Regions from separate parts of the Homo sapiens genome. Here all the other regions are linked to region 3. Evidence: chromatin loops called from intact Hi-C (ENCODE). Cell type or tissue: endothelial cell of umbilical vein. All regions are shown on one strand.

Region 1 (8,000 bases), 640 kb after region 3:
GCAAAATGGGAGGATAATAGAGCTCTTGGAGGGCTTTACTGAGTAAAAAAGCATGATGGAAATGGAGTGGAGAACACAGAGCCTTCCACACAGTTAATTTTCAATAAATATTACCTTTTAGTCTAAATGTTGACATGTGGTAGATGGATGAATAGTATGAGTCACAACCTCTGCTCAGCCACTGTGTTAGCCAGGGTTCTCCAGAGAAATAGAATCAAAAGGATATATAGAGATAGGTAAAAAGAGGCTTATTTTGAGGGATTGGCTCACACAGTTATGGGGGCCGAGAAGTCCCATGACCTGCCATCTGCAAGCTGAAACCCCAGGAGAGCTGATGCTGTAGTTTCAGTCCAAGGCTGAGGCCTGAGCACAAGAAAGTCACTGATACAAGTCTTAGTCTGAGTTCAAAATCCTGAAAACCAGAAGCACCAATGTCTAATGAGAGAAGATGATGAATGTCCGTGCTAAAGGAGAAAGAGCATTTGCCTTTGTTCTGCCATTTTGTTCTATTTGGGCCTTCAGTGGATTGCATGATGCCTACCTGCGTGGGTGAGACTGACCTTCTTTACTCAGTCTACTAATACAAAGACTAATCTCTCTTGGAAACACCCTCACAGTCATGCTCAGAAGTAATTTTTTACCAGCTATCTGGGTATCTCTTAGAGCAGTCAAGTTGACACATAAAATTAATGATCACAACCACTAACACTTTGGATTACTTTGGGCAACGTTCTTTAATCTCCAGGTAATCACATTCTAAAAGAAGATGCCAATTCTATAAAATAAGGTTTCTAGTGAGGAAATATCAGTCAATGTGACAGGCAGAAGGGTCTTCAACCTAGATATGATACAAAACAGGCATTGATGGATATTATTTCCTTTTCCCATTCAGATGGCAATGTAAAAAACAGCAGAAGCTAGTCATAGGACCATTATGAGACCCCGAAATTCAATTGGGCAACATGTGGAATTGAATTTATTAAATAACTGTGGTATTGCTACAAGCATAATGAAATGACAGTAAGCCAGCTGGGAATACCAGGAAAATGAGTTACTCAATTCAAACCCATTCAGATCACCCTAAAAAGTGATGGTTAGCCATGCCAGTTTAAACATAGAAAGCACTCAGAATATTTGTGGTTAATTAGAAATTTCAGGATAGTGACAGCATTTCAAGAATCTCCCAATTGTTTGGTCACAGTTTTGTGGGCTCAAACCCAAGACACTACTACAGGAGAATATTGGAGTGCAGATGTCCATCCTCCACCTCTTCAGTTCTTAAGATTGATTTCCCCTGAAACTGCAGAACCAGTGTGGTCCTCTCCTAATATTCATTCCTTCTCCCCTCCAATTTGATTAAGTAAATCAAATTGGGCTATAGAACGCTGATCTCCAAGTAAGGTGGATTAAATCTGATTAGTGTAGCATAACCAACTCTTCTGAAGTGATAGGTCCAGAATAGGCTCTCAATTTTATAGGAATATTTAATTCAGATTTTCCTTGCCGGGAGAAAAAGAGAACATGAACATCCCCTCAAAACTCTTTCCAGGAATGTTATAAAATATTGTACTATCCAACTCTTTAATCAAATGATAGTAGCATTCAAAACATCCTGTACTTCAACATTTTTGTCTAGATCTTTGCCTATGTTACCCAAATGACACCCTTTTTACAAATTCAGTGCAGTGTAGGGGACCACTCTATAGAGCCAGGACACAGACTTTCCATCCAAAAGCCACAACTGTGGGGGGTAGGGGGGTGGGGGGTCATGAAGACATTTCTGACCAGAACTACTAAGTGCTGACCTAATAGCCTTTTTCCCCACCTTCCTCACAAACAGAAGCTTGATTGTATGCCTGGCAATGTATCCAGCTTACACAGTACATTTTCCAGGTTTCCTTGAAGCCAGGGGTGAACAAGGTACTTAAGTGAATATCTGAGAAATTTTGAAGGAGCACTGACTCAGTTAAGAGAGGGAACTTCTCACCCTTTTTCCTTCTCCTCCTTCTTCCTTCCTATTGCCCAAAACTCAGATGTAATCACCGATACTCCAGCAGCCATTTTAGACCAGAAGGAGATCTTGAAGTTAAAACTAATGTTTTAGCTCAGGCTGCCTTAATAAAATGCCACAGACAGGGTGGCTTAAACAACAGATATTTATTTTCTCACAGTCCTGGAGGCTCAAAGTCTGAGATCAGGTGTCAGCATGGTTGGTTTCTGGTGAGGCATCTCTTCCTGGCTTGTAGGCATCTGCTACCACACTGTTTGCCCATGTCTTTTTCTTTGTGAACTCAAGAATTCAGGGCAGAGATGGGTAAGAGAGGGTTTTCTGATGCCTCTCTTCTGATAAAAACAATAAACTAATCTTAGCATATCAGGGCCTATCTTGGTCAGTTTGAGCTATTATAACAAGATACCATAGAGTAGATGGTTTAAACAACATAAAATTATTTCTCACAGTTCTGGAGGCTGGAAGTTCAGGAGCAAGATACTGGCAGATCCAATGTCTGTTTAGGGCCCTCTTCCTGGTTTCCTAACGAGAGTAGGGGAAGCAAACTCTTTCCTGTCTCTTTGTATAAAGGCATTAAACCCATTCACATAGGGTTCTACTCTCATAACTAATTACCTCCCAAAGGTCCTGTCTCTAAATATTATCACATTAAGAATTAGACTTTCAACATACAAATGGGGTAGTGGGGACAGACATTTAGTTCATGGCATGACCTCACCCTTATGACCTAATTTAACTGCCTCCACAAAGTTTCTATCTCCAGATATAGTCACATCGGGGGGTTAGGACTCTGAGCACATAATTCAGTCTACAGAAGATGGGTAGCAGAGTTTCTCTTGTGACACTGATGCCAACATTGAGCCAATATACAGCCTTAGATTGCCTGTCTCTAAATATCCTTTATATGAGGAAAAAGAAAAATTCTTCTATCTTGCTGAGTCATAGAGTTTCTATAGATTCAAACCTAATCCTATATAATACAATATATATTCATTTATTCATTCAACAAAAATATTTGAGAATGTACTATGTCTTGGATACCATGCTGAGTACTAAGAACTGAGAATAACAAGACAAATCAGATTGATCCCTTGGCTCTAATGAGCTCATGGTTTTATGAAGGAGACAAACATGAATAGGTAATTCACATTTTTAGTGTTCTATAATGATCAGAAAGAAAAAGTGAACAAAGTTCTCAAATAAAGCTTAGCCTGAAAGTTTGGGAAAACCTACTCAAAAGTAGGATTTGAACCTATTCTTGAAGGATGCATGGAATTTCAGCAATTTGGAGGTTGAGTGTTCTCGACATAGAAAACAGTAAAAGCCAAGGAATGGAGGCATGGAAGAGTAAGGAATGTTCATTGGAGAGTGGGAATGTTTCTGTAATTAGCGAAAGATGATGGGGGTGGGAGAGGTACCTAACAAAGAAGCTGGAAAAGTAACTGGTGGCAATTGCCTTATTATACCATATTTAGATTTTGGGGATTTACTCTATGGTGATAAAACACATTGTAGATTTTCTACGCAGTGATGTTAAGGAGCAATATTATTAGATTTACATTTTAAGAAGATGATTATGCAGGTAGACTGGGATCAGGGAGACTGGGTAGAGGATGATTATAATAATACTGATGGGATATGATGAGGATATAAACAAGGCTAAGGGACAATAGTTAACTCATTCATTTCAGTTCTAACCTACCTTGTCAAATGAGTTGCTAATCATCTTCAGATTAGCTTGCACGGGCCAGTAGACTCCAACCCAGAAATGTAGCATAAGTTCTTACCGCATTAAATAGCAGCTCTTGAAAAATGGTCTCAGCTGCTATCATTTAAGTGTCATTAAGTGCATGTAGAAAGAGGACATCACTAAGATGGTAAAATAGAAGGTAACCCACTTATATCCCACCACCACAACAAGAATTTGTACCCATCCACAGTCAAAAGTTTCTCTGAGGAGCCTCAGGATTGATGTGGGAGTTTGTGAAGCCCCATTGGAGCCCAAGGCCAGACCTTGAAGGGTCATTTTGAGAGTGTAGACCAACACCCAGGTGTCTAATCCACTGAATCTGTTCCTGAGTTCCAGCTCAAAAACAGCCCAGTCTTCTAAGCCGGTTGGCCACATTTCCATTAGTTTATGAGCCTGCAACCAAAACCATTTGCCAAGGAGTCCAGAGGAATTCCCTCACACTAGTGCCTTGGTAGAGAGGCTCATCTGCCCACTGACAATGGTCTCGACCATGCTTCTGAAAGTTGCCTTCCATGGATCTGCTCCAGTCCCCACTTCATTGAGTTTCCAGTTCAGAGCTGCTTTTGTAAGGACCCAGAGGGAGACTTGACCATATCTCACAGCCTGGCAGTCTGAGTCTCCCTAATGGGCTCACCAATCTCTGTCCCACAGCAGATCCCAAGGGGACTCCGTTTCGGCTCTGGCCCTTCCCTTAGCCTCAGGGAACTATCCAGTTTTGCTAGAAGACATGTGCTCCTCTGAGCAAATCAGACCAGGCTCTCCAGCCTCTGCCACACAGCAGATTCTGAGAGGCCGACTGTTAGCTCCAGCGCACCTCGCTGCAGTCAGGAAACTATTCCATCTATGCAGGGAATTCTTGGGAGACATACACCCCTCTGAGCCAATGAGACTGGGTTCTCCAGCCTATATTCCACAACAGATCCCAAGCAAGGACCATCTTAGCTCCAGCCCCTCTGGCTCCAGTCAGGAAAATATCCTACCGGTGCAGAAACTTGCGGGGAGGCACACCTCTCTGGGTCACCAGAACAGTTTCCTGTACTCAGGTCCCTGGCGACCATTTCTACACAGCTCTAGTATCCTCCTTGGGTCTTCCCTAGGTCCATCTGGCCCCAAAAGCCATATCAGCCTCAGAGTCCTCCTGATACTCTCAGCAAGCCTGGTCTTAGACTGTCCCCTAGTGCTGAGAGAGGTGCAGTGGTCACAGGCTCAGGGAACATAGTGGTCAGTCTGCTTAGAATCCCTGAAAGGCCCTCTGAAAAAGGACAGGCACAAAGCAAGACTTTCAAGACTAAATTAAGTACCTAATCCCTCGATATACAGACATTGTGGCACATCCACAAGCATCTGTGCAAGGAGCATTAAGAACATTCAGGGAAATATGATCTCACTAAATGAACAAAATAAAGTGCCAGAGACCAACCCTAAAGTGATGGAGATGTGTTATCTCCCAGACAAAAAATTCAAAATAGTTGTTTTAAGGAAGCTGAACAAACTTTAGGAAAACACAAAGAATCAATTCAGAAATTTATCAAAGAAATTTAACAGAGAGATTGAAATAATTAAAAGTGTATGTAGAAAGAAATTTAGTGAAGTGATCAGGGGCAGACATAGTGAACATGCCAGTGCAGAGGCAGTCCTCCTACTTGCTGCCTATTTTCCTTGAGTGCTTGGGTTTGCTCCATACTGCCATTCCCCTACCTAGACAAGAGGACCCCAGGTGTGCTGCTCTGTATCCCTGGCCGCTAATTTGGTGCCGTACTCCTACCTTCTGTTTGCTCATCACACGCCTTTATTTTCTAAAAGATCTCCCTATATGAGATACCACTCAAAATAATATTATTTCCAGCTTTGTGTTACATTTCTAAGGCACACATGAATTATCCCTGTGTTCCTAGAAGAGAGTTCTAATTAGATCTCGATACCTGTTTAATTCTGAACTATGAAAACTTTATTCTCATGATCAGTACTTCCCTGAGGTGCTCTTTCTACGGGAGTCTCTTTTTTCCCTTAACATGGTTTCTCTTTCTTGCCCACATGCACTCCTCAGGCATTTGATGGAAGCATACACTAACTCCTTCCTTGGAAGTGATACTGATAAATGAGTATGTATCAGGGGCAGAATGGTGACCAGTTAGCTACAAAGTCAACTTGCAGCAAAAGCACAAAAAGGTTAGCTTTTCTTTGACATCAATAATGAGGACACAATTTCTTATGATATTTCCTTAGAAATTGCAAAGTGCAGAGTGAAAATACAATGTATTTTTAGTTCTTTGCCTTTCCTCATCCGTTGAAAAAGCAAGCAACTTTTTTCTTAAATTTAAAACTCATTAATCACTTCTGGATTACAGATTAATTTTATCTGAACATTTCCATAATGTCTGAATCCACACATCAATTATGTATACACACACACACACACACACACACGTGTATGTGATTTTATTCAAAACCAGGCCATCTAAAAAATTAAAATGGGAGGCTCAAAATAAAAATGGGAGGCTCCAAATAAAACATGATTACTTTCCAAGATTTCCACTGTGTTCTGATTTCAAATATTGAATTTTTTTTCTGGGATCTGTTGTTGTTTAAATTGTCTGTTCACCAAGCCATGTTCTCAGCTGGAGCACTCAAAAGCAGGGACATATTTCTGTATATATTTTTAAGGTTCATTCACATTATGTTTGAAAGTTGCAATAAATCAACTTAATTTGAATCAGTCCATAAGTTTATATGCCTGTCTAAACTTTCTGTTTGAATATAAACCGTAAGTGCATATTTTCCCTTTAATCATTTTTTTTTCTGTTTAAATGCTGTTTCAAGACTTCAATATGTGTTTATTCGCATTGTTGATTTATTCATTCATTCACCCATTCAGCAGATATATACCATGCTTCTTCTATGTGACAGATCCTATATTGGTAAGTGTGGAGATATAAAGACAAATAAGACATGATCTCTATGTTAAAGGGCTCTCAGTCTGGCAGCGGAGTGGGGCTTTGTAGTTCACATAGCATTTTCAAATACTTATTCACCCTCAATGACCATTACAGTGGGTTTCAACTGGAATGCAATGAGAATCACCTGGGAAGCTTTAAAAAATTACCAGTGCCTGGACCCCACCTCCGGAAATTCAGATTTGATTTCTCTTGGGTCAGGCCTGGTCATGGGCATTTTTTAAAAGTTCATGAGATGATTCTACTATGCAGCCAAGATTAAGGACTGCCGTTCTACTGTTATTTAATTGCTGTGGTTCTCCTTGGACACCATACTGTTTCCCATGCCTGAGTTTTTGCTTCTCTATCCCTGTACTTACTACTTTACATTGGAATCCTTTTTCTGGTTTTCAACAACCCTCTCACCCCCTGACACACAGACACAGTTTTGAACTCCATCTTATCCATCTTGTAGACCTGAGTGCCTAGCACAGTACCTTACCCACAGTAGGAGCTCATTGTTTGTTGAACCATCTTCAACTTGATCACAAAATATACTACTTTGTGTTATCTCTTCTACTTCAGCACAAAAGATGAAATCTTCCATCTGATTAGATCTACTATTTCATTTTTGTCTCCTTCTTGCTAAGGACCCAGGGCAATTGCCCTGGAGCAAGGCAGGAGGACAGGAAAAGTGGTACTGTGATGTTCTACACTCAAAATCATCCCTCCTCACTAATTCCTATTGTTTCATACCTCAACTCCCTCTCTCTGTGCTACATTTGGCAGGAAAGTAAGGAATGTGGCCATTGACCTAAAGCAACCCAGCTCATCCAGCCAAGGTTGCTGTCGGGAACCTCAACAGATCTTCATTAAAACAATTTTTCCTACTGACCCTTAAAGATATACCCAGCTGGGTCAAAATTCAAAATATGCACCAAGTTTAGACCTTAACTGTAAAATCTATAGCACTCAATACTTACGAAATTTCTTTCTTGATAATAGATCTTTACAGTGTATTTTTCTAACGGAATGAATGTTGTTCAAATGTGTTAGGGCCATCCCAAGAAATACAAACCAAGTACTTTAATTCTTCAAACAAGTTAAACTATTAGTATTACCAAAACAATTTGTAAAATTTAATAATACAGTAAAAATAAAATATTAAATGCTTTATACTAGTTTCTGGGCTTAAAACTGACTATTTTGTTGTATATGTGAATTTTTATAAACATGAGTAGAATAAAGTTGTTTAACATCATAATATTTAATACCTTTATTTTATTGTTATTTACAAAAATTAACA
Region 2 (8,000 bases), 110 kb after region 3:
CACTGTATTAAACAAGAAACAGAGCCAGTAAGCAGTGTCTAGGAACAGAGCCACTAGAATTCTCTCACTTTCTTTATGAGTCAGAGGCGTTGTCATAGGAAGTTTATTTTTATTTTTTTCCTCCATGATAGGACAAGACATCATGAGAAGCAGCACAGGCGGGCAGGAAGACCATGGACTTTGGACTGTGACCTGGATAGAAGAACCTGCTCTGCCTCTTCCTAGCTGTGTGGCCCTAGGCAATTTGCTTAACGAGTGGAGGCTTAGTTTTTCTCATCGTTAAATTGGGAATAATAACACCCTTCTTGTAGGGTTGACATGGGGAATATAGATAACGGGACTAGCACAATATCTGGTCCTGTTAGATAACAAATAGCTTTTATTATTATAACCATTAATGATGTGTTTGAATTTCTCCCTTCTCCTTTAGATGACTATGAGCTACTTATTTTCTGAAAGCAGAGGGTGCTCAACTGTGCCACTTACGGGATACTGACCTCCAGGCACTAACTTTGTGAAGTGGAAAGATAATTCCCAGAGTAATGTCCTAAGAGAAATAGTAAATTGTATGGAGTGGGAGGTCTGAGTGTCATAGATAAACTAAGTAATTCCTCATTCAGTAAATTACACCAGAATATCAGTGTGTTCCTCCTACAGAAATTAGCTCCCTATTGATGGTGAGAAAGCAAATGCTCAAAGAAAATATTTGGCCAACGATCTTGGTTAGTTAATGATAGTAAAGATAAAGCAGGAAATTAACAGCTCAGAGACTGATGAGCTAGTTCAAAGAATTATCTAGGCTCCTTGTTTATTGAACTTATTGCTCATTGTTGGCCGCTTCTCTCTATACAGTATCCAGAGAGTGGGATGGAAAGGAAGAGACAACTTCAATTTGTCCAGTGTTCTAAAGATTTTTTGGGTAGAAGTGGAGGTTGAAGATATGAGAGAGAGAGAGAGAGAGAGAGACTTGAATAATATTTCTGGCATTCTTGCTATTATTGTAATAAAGAATTGAGCCATAGAACAAAGGCATGTTATCTGCTTCTTTTGTTCCTGTTTCCCCTGGGTTTTAGAAATCTCTCTACATATCTTAGAGTGACATTCAGTATGTATTACTTAACAACTAGCAAGACTGAAAATACCATGTTCTGACTGATCTTGAAATAATGCTGCAGGAAGTGATTCTTAAACTATTCTTAAGCTGTTCCGTAGAATATCAGTCCCAGGAGATGCGCTCAGGCAGGGTAGATATGTCATCAAATGTTTAAGGAACACTCGATTGTAACATCTTTGAAGGATGAAAATATATATAGCATATAAAAATTTCTGTGAAGCCATACAGTGAATAAAAATGTTTAATATTGTTTCATTGAGTGTTTCTAAAGCTTATTTGACCACAGAACTTTTTTCTGTATAAACACTGATGAATCCCAGGTAGCAGTGTTTTGAAATGCACTTTGGAAAATGTTGAAGCAAGGGATGCAGAGATTTTATACAAAAGTCATTATTAAACAGTTATCTTTCTCCAGTTAAAATAGAGTTTTTAGATCAGAAACCCTGTATTGTATGTGAGAAATTCCCCTTTGGCTGGTCTCAAAATACAGATTGGTAAGAATATAAGCCTTTTAAGACTCTTTAAGCCATTTTCTAATTATTATTTGTTTTTTTACTTTCCACTTACCCTTGATCTTGTTTGGCCTTTTGAGATATGTGGGATTGACCTCTGTATTCTGAGAAACAAAAATGCTCTTGCTATATCTTGGAAGGTTATGTGGCTACTTGACATTTTATCCCATTTTGACTGATTTTGTATAAATACTTTGAGCCCTTCCTAGTTATTGTAAGTATAATCCATTTACCGTACTAAATTAGTAACCGTAAAATGCATGCTTAATTAGTATCTTTCTGAAAAATACTTGACAGGACCTCACATGTCTCTAAGTGGTAAAGAAGGTAGTTATTTAAAAATTGTTCTGCTTAAGATAAATAAATTAAGGCACAGAGACGATCAGTGACACGCCCCTTGCCCCAGAGAGAGTCAAGGTGTTTTTGAAATTAAAACACTGAAGATTTTCTGGTGATTCACAAGTCACATGCACACCAACTCCATAGCTTCATCTCTATGGACACAAAAAATGATCTTAGAGGATTGCTGTTTTGCTGTGAATGTCATAATTTTTACTAAGCAAGCAGCTCTCCTCTGGTGTGCCAAGGATTTTTTTTATGGTCCTAATTGATCTCTATCCCCCAAAGGGTTCTGAATTATGCAAGTGTCTCAAGTCTTAACAAGCCATCCCCACACAGCTGTGCAATGGAAATGTTCAACAGAAAGGTATTCACTTCAGTCTAGGCAAGACCCTGGCTGCTCCCTGGAGAGACCCAGATTTAGGGGAGCAGGTTCTGGACCCTCTGGGTGGAGAAGCCTATTTGGCCCATTTCTGTCTTTTTTTCTCCCAGCTCCCTTCCCCTTACTCCACTGACAGGGAGGGTCTAGTCACCGCAGGCTTCCTCAGTCTTTGTGCTTGTCTCTCACTGACCCCCAGCTGCCAGGCTTTGTTTATTACTGAATTGAGCATTTAGATTCAGTCTTGGCTGGTGGTAGCCTTGGAAAGAACATTTTCTAAGATTGTTTTAGTTTTCTTTCAAATAAACTTCCACAAGCCCGGACATTTCAGGCATTGCTAATGCCAGAAATGTGGGTGATTTATTCTTAGAGGCTTAAATTAGGATTTTTTTTTTTTTTTTAAAAAGAAAACTAACAATGTGATCTACTACAATGGCATACATTTTAGCCATTGGTTGTAAGGGACACTTTGCTCTGCCTTCGATCCGAAAAACTTAAATCTAAAGGCCCCTTCTGGGACCAGATCAGTTTCTATTGAGACACCCAGCCCCTGGCTCCCTCTACTGGTGAACAACCTCCCTCTCCATTTGGGCAGCAGGGGATTGTAATTAACTGGGGGCTGGAAAAGGGACTAGACATGTCCTTAAACTAGAACTGTGGATCCAATAGCATATTTTTGCCACAGATCCCCTTTCTTTCCTCATTCTTCCAACCTCAACAATCTTGGCTACCTAACTCACAAATTCTTAGCTCCCCCTAGTGCCCTCCTTCATGTACTTTTTGGCTTTAATCTTATGTCTGCCATTTAACAAGAAGTCGCTTGTTTGGATTGATAGCATTGATGAACACCATGACTCCTGGACTTTAAGACTGGGCAATCGCTAAGTAGATCATTAAAGAAATACAATAATGTACAATCATCACTGAATTTATGAATGAAGTTTAGGCTTATCGTCAGAGTGTAGACACCATGCTAGTTGGAAGAAGATCCTAAATGGGATGTTGGCTTGAAAATGCGTCCCACCTGCCCCATCACAGTGCTCTTCGGTCAGCTGTTAATATTTGAAATCCTCCTACTGAACTGAAGGCAGCTGCAACTTAACCCCTCTGCTGCCATAAACTAGCCATAATTGCCTTAGAACACAAAGCCTCAATTATGCAGGCCATTGGCCCAGACTTCCAAAAAGCAGCTGTTTTATCTAGCTAACAGAGGGGACTAGAGAAGCTCCCCAATAGGCTAGATACATGTTATTTCCTAGAGAAGTTGACAGCTGACACCCACACCCAGGCCTATTTAGTTAGAGTTGGAAAAGTAGCACATGAAGTGATTGTCTTCAGTCTCAGCACATCAAATGATCCAATGCCTAAATATCCTGTGATGTAAACACATCAATTGGAAGCTTAAGAGGGACAGTCTTCAAGAAAGACTTACTTAAAAGAATGTTTTCACAGTGATGCTTAGCCATAGACTGTGTTAAATTTAACATATAATAGATCGATTTTAGAAACACACTTACTATTTCGGAGATATGGAAATAATTGTCAGGCATGCTTCAGAGGAAAGTGAAGAAGCATCTGGGCTAACATCTGTCTGCTTATTCAGGGTAAATTGTTTACAGAAACAATACAAGAATATTCTTTCCTGCCTTCGTCACTTTCTATGATGGAGTGACTTTATGTGTTACCAATAATTGTGTTGTTATTTTAGCAGAGAACATTTCAATGACTTGACATCCATGGAGTTATTATCCTGGGTCAGAGTCAAGTCTAAAAGGAGGTGAAATGAGGTTCCTTTCCCACTTGAGGGCCAGTCAAATGATAAGAAGAGTTTTAATAGATATGGTACTTATAAAGCTTTCACACCTGTGTCATCCAGGCTTCAATTAGTGTTGTATTTAAAGAACCCTGACTCAAACAGAAAGTCATCTCTCAAGCATTTGAGAGGGTCTGGTTTTGGACAATGCTATTAAAATCTCTTGTAGCATTTCAAAACTCTTGGAGATTCTCCCTCCTCTGTTTCAGAGGAATAAACTCTCTTAGCTTCACTGTCTTGTCTCTATACTCTTAGTCCCTTGATCACCTCTCCCCTCTGCCCCTCTGTTACAACAAATCTCATACCTACACATTCTGACTGATGTGTCCCTTAATGTTTTTCCTGATTATCCATTATGGGTATTTTGCTCTTTCTCTCATTAGAGGCCGAGGAAGGTACAAAATGGTTAAATTGGCAACACTTTGTCTGTTGGGTGGAAGAGGAGAGTTACGCTGTAAATCTCACATTCTAATTCATTTGTTCTCTCAAATGAATATTGGAACTAGATCTTAAGCCTCCTGTAAAAAATAATACAGTTTCTAGAACTCAAGTAAATATGGGAAGAACTAGTGAGAATATTGCAGACAGGAAAACGGCTTAGCCATTGCTAAGGCTAAAATGAACTCTTCTAGATTTCCCAAAGCAAGGGAGAATCTTAAACTCAATACATTTGAGACCTGAGTCACTGTATGTCTGTATAGACTGTTTTCTACGAAGTAAAATTTACTTTGTAAATCCATTACTTTGTAGAAAGTAGTTTTATAGACTATATTTTCTACAAGTAAGAAAGGAGTTTAGGAAAATGGATATTTTATACTTAGCTTTTTTCCCCATTCATTCACCCACTCAACACAGATTTACTGAGCAGCTACTATGTACCATATCCTGGGCTGGTTAAAAACATACCATCCCTGTGATGGTGATGACCATTGACTTCACTCTTCACAAGAATTTATGTCAACGTGTCCTAGACATTTGGTAGTAGAGGTATAGCTGTAGTCCAAACCTCTACCAAGCTATGGTTTCTGAGAGCCCTGTATGTTAAGTGCCTACGGAATGCTCAGCATAGTCAAAGACACCTTAGATTCACATTATACGAGGAGCCACACTGCAGTTATTCAAGATTAAGCACTGGCTGGAGAAACTGGCTGTATGAACTCCAGCCTTGGGTGTGCTGTACTCATCTGGGTGGCCTGGGGAAAGACATTAATCTTTCTGATCTTTTGCACCTGTAAAATTAACTTTTAGTTACAATTAGCTCCAAGGTCTTTTCCAGCATTTATCTTTTATGATTCTCTAAAGTTTTTTTAATTTCCAAGAAGTTATAATAAGTACTGGATAAGTAAAATGGCTTTGAAACCTCATCTCAGATATTCTGTTGGAGGCAAGTAGCAATTTTAAATTACTTTCTTCTAGGTATGTGAATTAAAGTTTAGAAAAATGTGAAGCTTTTACATTTGATAGGGTGAAAATTTATATCCTATTTAAGAGAAGTATGAGGAAATTTTTGGTAATGAGAGAAGCCACAAGTATGAGTGGTTCTTTAGAAACTTGTTCTATGAGAATTAAAAAGAGATTTTTTCCAGGGAAAGAACAAAGGAAATGTCACAGAGGGACTATGACTGCATCTGCACATCCTGAAAGGTTTGCTGAAGGAGAGAAGGGTCAGTTTTTGTTGTCCAGGAGGGACGATGGAAGTGAGCCCCAAATAAATAGAGGACACCGAAGGTGAATTGTCAGGTGTGTGTTCATATTTTACATAGTCAGCTAAAGTTGTTGCTTTTGCTCTTATCCTACATTGAGAAGTTAGAATTCATTATTTTTATTTTTATTGATTACTCTGTGATCAGTTTTGGTGAACACTTTTTGTTTTATTCACTTCAGTTTGATCTGATGCAATTTCAATGGCTTCATGAATTTGAGTACACACGACTTCAGGCTTGTAGACATTCTAACCTTGTGTGACTCCCTTTAACCCCATTCCTGCAAATCTGCTTGAGGAAAAACTATGAAGAACCTTCTCCCTCAAACAACAAATGGAGTTACTAAAGTGATAGAGGGATCTCTCATTAGCAGCTTTTCTCTGTTTGTGTTGAAATGTGGTTAATGCTCATACTTCTCACTCCTTATCTCTCTAGAAAGGGGAAGTTTAATAGAGCTATAATTTAGTAGTGTGGGGTGTAACCTGCTGTTAATATCTGCCAGGTCACTGGAAGATCTTCTTCATTATATTCTTAGCATTTTGTGACAACTTTTGAACAGGTTCTTTAAATAAATGTGTATTCCCAGATGCTTTAGGGATTGAGATATCCTTTTCACACAATGCTAAAAAGAAAGATTCTCTAAATTCCAAAGGGCATTCATTCTCCCCTTAATTCTCCTCTCCTCTCCTTTTGGTTTTCTTTTCACTCAATAGTTAGACCAGTGCACCTTTCACAAGAATACACTCAAGTTTCAAGATCTGTACCTTCTTTAACTTATGTACATGTATGTTTATAGGGGTCTGGTTGAAGAGAAGGAGGTCAAGGCAGAAACACCTAGCTCCCAGAGGGTTACTTGGAGGACCAGAGGTTTTAGGAAATACGGTGTGTCTCAATCTGTCTGCAAGTTTCCATACCAAAGTGAGTAACCATGGATAAGGAGTAAATTGCTGTTTCTAACTTTTAACTTACAAATAAGCACTCAACATTACACTTTTCAGGAGACTTAGGGTTGGTTTTGTTGACGTGACCCATCTGTTAGTTAAAAACATGTTTTAAGGAGTTTTTTATTTTAACTCATAGTATAGCTTTTAGAATTATGACTAGCAAATTACTGTGGGTTTTTAAATATGGGGCAAACCTGAAATCATTTTCATCATTAGAACCAAGCTGTTCTTTTCTGCTAAAGAAGGAGGGCTAAGAAGAAGGGCATAGTAGAGATGGATCTTATACTCTCATTGATTAAAAAACAACAAACAAATAAAAAGACAAGAGCAGACATGGATTTTTGCTCTTCCCCATCCCCTCATGTTCACATAAATGAGGGTTGGGAGAAGTTGCGTTTCGTAACAGAGCTCCTAATCTTGCTTTTCTCCTAGGGCACTTCTGTGATTCCTCCAGCTTCTCTTTCAAGTCCCTTTTCACCCCAATCCTCTTCTCCTTGATTTTTATTTCATAAATAGGAATAAAGTGGCATATGTTTTCTGATCATGAAAAGGATATCATTTTATAATTTTGACAGTAGTAGAACATCTAAAATGCACATTTCTGTAGGATCAGCAAGCCCTCAAAATCAGTAGAGCTCCCTTCTTGTGTCTCTAGTGAAAGCGGCAGCTTCTCATCTTATCTTTTCTGAGAAACATTAAGAAGTCCTCCCAAGTCTGCCTCAATGGCATTGGTTGGGTATAGTCATGGACTTGATCAAGAGGCAGCTATATAATGGCAAAAAGAGGAGACTCACGTGAAGTATCCACATCCCATGCAGAAGGGGAGATTTGGGGGCGACTACATGAAACTTCGACACTGATTTTTCTAAAAGCTTAAGAAGAGCAGTGTCATCTTGCTTGGTATGTACCCTATGGAGAAAGGATAGCTTTGCTCCTGGGAAACTTAGATCATGAGCAATCTAAGATGATCTCACTCAGTTATTTAGGGGCTTGAACTTGATGGGACATAGGGAAGGCAGTTACTGTTTAACGGTCCATAGCTGGTCCGGTGGATTAATTGCCAGAGAAAGCAGAAGTAAACCCTTGGAGAATACTTTTATCCCCAAACTTAGGAATAACTGGAAGCTCATTTAAACTGGGAGCATTTCCCCCTCCACCCCAAGAAAAGATAACTTCCCTCAAGGGGATCTGGTGAA
Region 3 (8,000 bases):
CATAGCTAATTCAGATCCATCAGAGAAGCTAAAATATTTAAAAGGAGCATTCTCTGTAAAAAGTAGGGACTGAAAAAGAAACCACATTTCCTTGGAATTTAGTGATCCTTCAGTTTTCTCTGCATATGGATCTTTACACTACTGTTTACATAGTTTTGGCTCTATGCTGGATTTACTGCTGATTTTGGCTAAGACGTTTGTATCCCCAAAGTGAGTGTTTTCTTGATCATGCTTAGGTGACGTGATGGTACTGTCCCCAAATCTTTGAGTCCAAGTTCAGCACAGCGTAGCTGCCTGGAAATTGAAGACCCTGGTTCCCATAAAAGAACCACTGGCTCAGAGACCAAGCACATTTCTTCCCATTTCTACTGTAACATTTATTTCTCAAGAGTATAAATCTCAGGCCGATATTTAACATTCTTTTTAACTGAACTGTGGACGTTTTCCTTGTACTTCTTGAAATAGTTAGGAGCTAAGCTTCTATTATTCATATTTATAAACATGTCCTAAACAGGAGGCATGATTTTATAATTCATGAGTCTTTGAAACTATTTTTACAAAGGAACACTTAGAAATATTACATCATATCAGGACCATGGTCTGGTTCAGAATTCTAAGAGTGGAATACTCCATGTGGCAGAATATAATTATTGCTATACATGGCTTATCCTAAAACAGGTGGTGACATTTTCTAAAGATTCTTGGACTAAAAGTCTTTTTCACTTTCAAAAATGAATTCTCAAATTGAGTTCACTGGTACAATTGGAGGATTATAAGATTCAGAAAATGATTCTACCCCAAGCTCCCCTATTTTGATAAATGGTATTCGTACTTATCTAGTTGCTCAGGCTCAAAGTGCAGGAGACATTCTCGATATCTCTTCTTCTCACACATCCAATCCATCTGCAAGTTTTATGATCTCTTTAATGAAAATGTATCCTGAGTCACTGGGCACCGATCATGTTTTGCCTGGACCAGTGCCTTACCTCCCTGTCTCCATTCATGTGCGGAGTCCAATCTCCTCAGAGAAACCAGAGTAATGATTTAAAGAAGTAGACCAGATCCTGTCACTCTGTTCAAAATCCACCTGTGGCTCCCCACCCCAGTTCATGTAAACTCTGAACTCCCCTCCACAGCCTGCAAGACCTAAGCGATCTGGCTCCGCTCTCTTCTTTGACACCATCTGCTCTTTAGTTACCAGGCTCTGGCCAGTGGTCTTCTTGCCATCTTGCAACAAGCCAAACTGGTTCTCAGCCTTGGGACTTCCCATTTGCCTGAACTGTCTTCCAGATCATTGTGTTGCATGGCCTTGCCTTCTTCAGATCTCAGATCACATGTCACCTCCTCAGAGTGGCTTGTGTTGACCATTCAATTTTAAACAGCATCCCTCATCCTATCATTCTCTATCCCTTTCCCTTATTTGATTTTTCTTCATGATCAACATGGTATTAAATATTTATTTATATTCACATTTATCAACTCTTCTCCAACTAGACAGAATGTAAGCTTTAAGGGTAGAATGGCATTTTTGCCCTCATTCACTGCTAAACTCCCCAACCTAAAACAGTGCCAGCCACATAGCAGATTCTCAACACATATTGGTTGAGTGAATTAATGGAGTGTTTACTATCCTTGAAGTCTAATTATTCATTTACTTCTACTATATTTGTATAAAGAACTTTTAAAAAACTCAACTATCAGAGGGAGTCATCTTATTTCAGGATTTGATTGTTAAACTATAATTGTGGGGCCAAGCATAGGCCTAATAACTAGGATATATGAACCCTCACTTATTTTTTCAAGTTGTTTAAAGTTTCTTTGCTTCAATTTCCTTTGTTTTTCTTTACACTTCTGTGTGTCAATATCTTTATTTCTCAAATGGTGTTGATAATAAGCTTATCTAGCCTAATTTTAGGGTTGCTTTGGTGACTAAATATGTGCAAATACTTGAAATGACATCAAGAAATCTACTAAAATGAGGTACTGATAGTTTACCCTACTGTATTTTAATTGTTACCCATTATTCCTCTGACTCTATGTTTATTTTTCCTTCATTACCATGAATTTGATGCCAGCAAGTCTTAGCATGTTACACATATACAGGTGCAAAGAAACCTAGTACTGTAGTACTTTGGTTTGATAACTCTGGTTTGGTCTATTGAGATAAATTATTTGGTAACTGAGATGTTTTAGATAAGGAGCTAAAAGGATTATCAGGGACCTGGTTTTTAAATCCAAGAAGATCTCTGGTAAGAGAAGGTTGGAGTGAGAGGGGGTTGAACCTCAATCCACTGGCAAATATGTGATCTTTCTGTAGGAGTTCTTTGGTGAGGACCCTTGGGAGGCAGAGAACAGGCAGGGATGCAGAGCTCAGGTGCACAGGCCAAGTACAGTATTCAGAAAAATAAAGGAAATGTGTATCTTTCTTATTGAGCTCTTTAATTCTCCCACAAACACCATGAGTGTTATTGTTTACTGCTAGCACTTATGGACGATAGACCAGGAGATCAAACCTCTTGTCCTGGCTTCTTTCACACATGAGAGACAATTTGAAAAAAAAAAACAGTATAGTTATTATCCATGATCTCCCTCTTTGCTCTTGTGATCGCATTCAGTGGATAACTTGAGCAGCTACTCTAAAATTTAATCTGACTTTACAGAACCCCTAAACCACATTTTTGGGAATTACATAGCTATGTAAACTATGGTTTTATTTTTTCTACTTCATAGATGAAAAAGTGGATCTAAGTGACTTGTCTAAGATTGTATAGCAGGTGGAAAAATGATTCCAAATCTTAATCCAAGTTGGTGCTCATTTTGTTGCATTTGGCTTTCTGTAGGTAGAAACATTTCTTTAATTATTGGATATAAGCTGATTTCATTTGGAAGGATCAGAAAAAAATTATTTATTCAGTGTATACTTAATAAAATTTTGCAGACCCATATCTGTAACTGACAACAGTTTACAAGTACTAATTGTTTCAGCAACTATGTTTTAAATTGATATAAGAGAAACTGGTTAGTGTAGTTATCTTCCCAGTAGCTGTCTAGGTTCAGTCCAAGCTCTACCATTTTACTGACTGGGCAACCTCAAGCAAGTCTTTTCATTGCTTTGTACATTTGTAGTTTTATTTCTTGTCTCCAAACTGGGAAAATTTGTATTATCTCATGGGTTTGCTGTGAATAATTGAACATATATAAAGCATAGAACCATGCCTAGCACATAGTAAGTACTATATATGTATTTATTTTCATAGTACTGAGATACAAATGTAGATAAGACCGGAGCACATTAGACTTTATCCTTAAGGGATCTCATTTTGAACATAGTTTTGTGTAAAAAAAAAGCAGTTTCTAAATGAAAAAGCAGCATTTCATTCTGTAGTCTCTTGATGCAGTAATTCAAAGTCATCACTAGATGGCAATTGTGATCCATGTGACTTCAGCTGCAGCGGTACTAACTGATGGGTCCAACCCTGGCGTCAGTGTTTTCTATACCCTATAGCATTGAGAAGTCAGGCAGTTTCTTTCCCACAAAGTGAGCCTTTAACAAAACTCCAGTCAGCAAAGCTTTCATTCTGTGGTCACCCTTGGGGCTCACCCATAGGCACCTAGTCCTTGTGATGGCAGCCTCACAGAAGTGTGGGTTTACTTGCCTGCATCTTATCATATCAGGAGTGCCTTTCACCAGATAACAACAGGACAGTGTCAGGATCCTGTGTCAAGAAGATCAGTTAGTGGTTCTTAAAGTGTGGTCCCCCTGCCAGTAGCCTCACCATCATCTGGCAATTTGTTAAAAATGCAAGTTCTTGGGCCCCATCAGATCTGCTGACCAGTATTTTAATAAGCCTTCCAGATGATTCTGATGTCTGCTAAAGTTTGAGAACCATTGAGATAAACCAGTGCATAGCATCATATATAAAGGTTGGTGCTGGAAGGGTCCTCAGATAACATTTTGCCCAGTCCTCCCATTTTGCTGAGAAGGAAAACTGAGGTCCAGGGAAGTTAAATGATTTACCACAAGTCATAGCAGTAGGCATGTGGCAGAGCCGGGCTCCAGGGCTGGTGAGTTGCATGTCCCAGCTTTCCTCATATACCCATCTCCCCTTCTCCCCCTCTAAACTGAGGCCACTAGGTGCACATTCTAGCCTGATACCTACTCATGAAATTAAAAAGTCATTTATTTATGCGGGAGTTTGTTCATTTCAATAGACATTTCTATGATGATACAAAATTGAGTATGATGAATTCACTGTAGTCCAGAGTGTGTGCATATGTGTACATGCATGTGTGTGTGGGGGGGCATGTGGGGGGCGTGAGGGAGAATCAAGTAAAAGTCCTCATCTCAATTGATAGGAGAGGGATATATGCAGAGAACCATGGGAAATAGGTGAGTGCAATCAGGGATTAGGTAACGCAGGTAAGAGGAAAAAACTTTGGAGCTGACCTTGGGTGATAAGTAGGAGTTCAGCAGATATAGAAGTCAGGATAGGGCATTTGGGGAGAGGGATCAGAATATACAAGCACATGGCGCCATAAAATAGTGTAGGGGAATCACAAGAGTTTTGCTTGAAGGGAAGGGAGTAGTAGAAGAGTGATCATGTTATAAATAATAATAATATTACTACCACTACTACTAATAGCTGGGACTTATTAAATGTTAACTATGACCAAACCCTGTACTAACCATTTTATATCTATTATTGATTTAATTCTTAAATGATTTTGCAAGAGTCTACTCTTATTTCTACTTTACAGATGACAATGAACATGTCCACACTGTGCTAGTTTCCTTAAAACCAAGTGTTACTATTTTCCATTTCTTAGATCAACATTAAACTTAGAAAAAGAGCTTTCATGTTTACTTCTTCCAGGATGTCCATAATGCAAAGTAAGTATCTATTTGCAGGGGATGAGGAGTATATTCTTAATATATATAATTTTATTATAAGCATATTTTCATAAATGCATTAAATCAGGAGGATTTTGGCAATAATTTGGATTTTTTAACTCAAAGAATGAATGTCCCATTATTCTTCAGCATATCAGCAACTTTAGAAGTAGCCAATTTTTCATGATAATAGAAGAATTGTGTCTTAAAAGTGGCTAAGAACGCTCATTTCAATTGCTTGACTCACTAAAGAAAGGAAGCTGAGTAATGAATGAATAACCTGGTCTGAAATCATTGGTCTGTTTTATTTTTAGTTTTAACTTTATAAGTGTTCATTGTGAATGTGCTTTCCACAGTCACTGTTAGCGTCTTTCCTTCATTGCGTAGGACTGCCCACAACCAAACTAAAAATTCGAGTTATAATTAAAGTTCTAGTAGGATTCAAAATACCTAATTTTTCGTCAGTAAGATTCAAGATGTTTCTGGATTCTTTAAGATATTTTTGAGTGATTTTACTTTTTCCTGAGAAGATAAATTTTCTTTTCTTTTTTTCAGTCTCACTCTGTTGCCCAAGCTGGAGTGCAGTGGTGCGATCTCAGCTTACTGCAACCTCCACCTGCCTGGTTCAAGCAATTCTCCCTGCGTCAGCCTCCCAAGTAGCTGGGATTACAGGCACCCACCACCACACCTGGCTAATTTTTGTATTTGTAGTAGAGGCAGGGTTTCGCCATGTTGGCCAGGCTGGTCTCAAACTCCTGACCTCAGGTGATCTGCCCGCTTTGGCCTCCTATATTGCTGGGATTACAGGTGTGAGCCACCATGCTTAACCCTGAGAAAATAAATTTTCTGTTCCTACTTTCTCATCTGCAAAATATTGGCATTGGAGGAGGTAATCTAGAAGGCCCCTTCCAGCTCTAATGGTCTGTGGATTTATGATTTAATGATTAAATGGCACAAATAACTCATTTCTGAATTTTCTTTGTAGTAAAATTTTAGTATTCATGAAAGAAATTATAAGACCAAATCTCTCTCCATAAATTTTTAAATGGCATCTCTAAAATAGCTCTATATTTCACTTTTTAGGATCACTGAGACTCTATCCAGCTCAAAGATGTGTTTATGTATTTCCACCTGACATTTTACACACTTAGGAGCCAATCATAAGGCCAGTTTTAAGTAGATGCCATTAGAAATGATTGATGGCCAGTTTATGTTTTAAGGTGAAAGAGGTACACTTTAATGATGCTCTACTTTTCTGATTGCCACAATAACAACTTTCAGCTTTACCAGCCCGTATTACAACTTTGATCTTTACACTCATGTTCATAGCTGCAGGTGAAATGCTTTCTCAAGAAAATCTTGAAAATTCAATCCAATTTTTAACCTTTCTTGTCTAGAGAAGTTGAATAGCCTACAGGTTGCTTTATCTTGAATCAAAGAAAGGGCAATAACACCTGGAAGGAAGAACCTATTACATTTATTATTATTTTTTAAAAATTTTGTGATTGAGAGCAAAATTTGCATTTTACTCCCCCTGGACAATTTTGTCTTTATCACCTATCGATTTTGGAGTCAATTACAATATTTTTTCTGTTTACCAATTATAAAAGCAATATATGTTTTTTTGAAAAATTTACAAAAGAGTATACATGAGGGCACAAAACTGTCTAAAATTCTGCCACCCAGAGTTGGCTATTAATATTTTCTTTTTATTTAATTCTAGGTAAACATGAACATTAGGAAACTGGGGCCAGGTGTAGTGGCTCACGCCTGTAATCCCAGCACTTTGGGAGGCTGAGGTGGGCGGATTCCTGGAGATCAGGAGTTCAAGACCAGCCTGGCCAACATGGCGAAACCCTGTCTCTACTAAAAATACAAAAATTAGCCAGGTGTGGTGGTGTGCACCTGTAGTTCCAGCTACTCAGGAGGCTGAGCCAGGAGAATTGCTTGAACCCAGGAGGTGGAGGTTGCAGTAAGCCAAGATCATGCCACTGCACTCCAGCCGTGGCAACAGAGCAAGAATCTGTCTCAAAAAAAAAAAAAAAAAAAAAAAAAGAAGAAAAAAAGAAAAAGAAGTTGGCAACAAGTTATACATTCTATTTTGAAATATTCTTTAAACAATTAATATATAGTTAACTCATGCATAATTTTAAATCTCTACCTTCAAAGATAACTTATCACTATTATTGTATAAAAGTTTATAAAACTCTTTAGTTTTCATTATTTTGTGATTTTCTTAGAGCCATTTTGATTTAGGTTCCTTTTGTTTGTTTGCTTTCATCTCTCCTTGTTCTAGAAAATATTTATGGTAATTTCAGCACCTCTTCTTCCAAGTGAGTATAATGGAGGAAAGCAAACCTCTGAAATTCAAACTATGTAGTTTATTTTTTAATTTTTTTTTACATAAGACCTTTGCTTTATGAACAATAGGTAAATTTTAACAAACAGGAATAGCACTATAAAGATTTCTATTGGAACATAAAGAAACCCTTTAGAACATGAATAGTGACTCCCCTTCTATTTAGTCATAAGTATGCATTTTTCAAAAGCATGTTCATAAACCTATCAATCAGTGTTCTCTTTGAGAGTAGAGCTCTGGTCTTACTGCTCAATATTCCCTCAGTGTCTAGAACTGTTCCTGATCCATTGCATTTTCTAGGTAGATGCTTGTGGAGCTTAAATGAATAAAATAAAATCAATTCCAAATATTCTTACACTGTCATGATAGGTTGAGTTATGATTTTAAATTGCTTTGAAATAAGAAGCAGTAGTGGTTAAGACCTTTGGTTCTGTTCCCTCTTGCTGATTTTCAAAGCCCTGTAAAGATGAAGTGAGAGAACCTTGGTGTAACTCTTAGCATGGTACTTGAGCCCACATAATAACTGCCAAATAGATGCTAGTTTTTAGTTATCTGAGCTATTTTTTACTATACATATTTTTTCTTCTAAATAAGAACTCATTTTTCCTGAGGACTTTCAGTTAGATTGTTCCATAACAGAAATAAGCTATTTATTTAGGGATTGTATGTAAAATATCTTAATGACTTTGTAGGTAGAATAAAACATACTGTACAACAAAGTTATATATAATTATTATTTTACATAGTATA

Evidence for each region. Peaks named below come from ENCODE experiments on the same cell type or tissue, not always from the same donor. Only the 100,000 strongest peaks of a DNase experiment are listed, where the experiment ranks them.
Region 1: it touches region 3 in a loop (13-fold over the local background); 14 of 110 quality-filtered maps call a loop at or near these places.
Region 2: a loop joins it to region 3, with 8 times the contacts of the local background. A loop is called at or near these places in 42 of 110 quality-filtered maps.

The regions. Positions count from the first base shown.
Region 1 is chr3:99,111,680-99,119,679 of GRCh38, reverse strand. No RefSeq gene overlaps it. Among named protein-coding and RNA genes, the nearest start is that of LINC00973, 200 kb to the right of the region's middle. In endothelial cell of umbilical vein, a CTCF peak has its summit at 4,932; a DNase peak (open chromatin) is centred at 4,919.
Region 2 is chr3:99,640,442-99,648,441 of GRCh38, reverse strand. The region is part of intron 1 of COL8A1 (collagen type VIII alpha 1 chain); the gene reads right to left. Among named protein-coding and RNA genes, the nearest start is that of COL8A1, 5.8 kb to the right of the region's middle. In endothelial cell of umbilical vein, a CTCF peak has its summit at 3,019; DNase peaks (open chromatin) are centred at 241, 931, 2,231, 3,011 and 1 weaker place; H3K4me3 peaks cover 1,894 bases; H3K27ac peaks cover 7,265 bases.
Region 3 is chr3:99,748,996-99,756,995 of GRCh38, reverse strand. The region is part of intron 2 of COL8A1 (collagen type VIII alpha 1 chain); the gene reads right to left. Among named protein-coding and RNA genes, the nearest start is that of CMSS1, 65 kb to the left of the region's middle. In endothelial cell of umbilical vein, a CTCF peak has its summit at 3,432 (motif pointing right); DNase peaks (open chromatin) are centred at 945, 3,465 and 5,175; H3K27ac peaks cover 2,932 bases.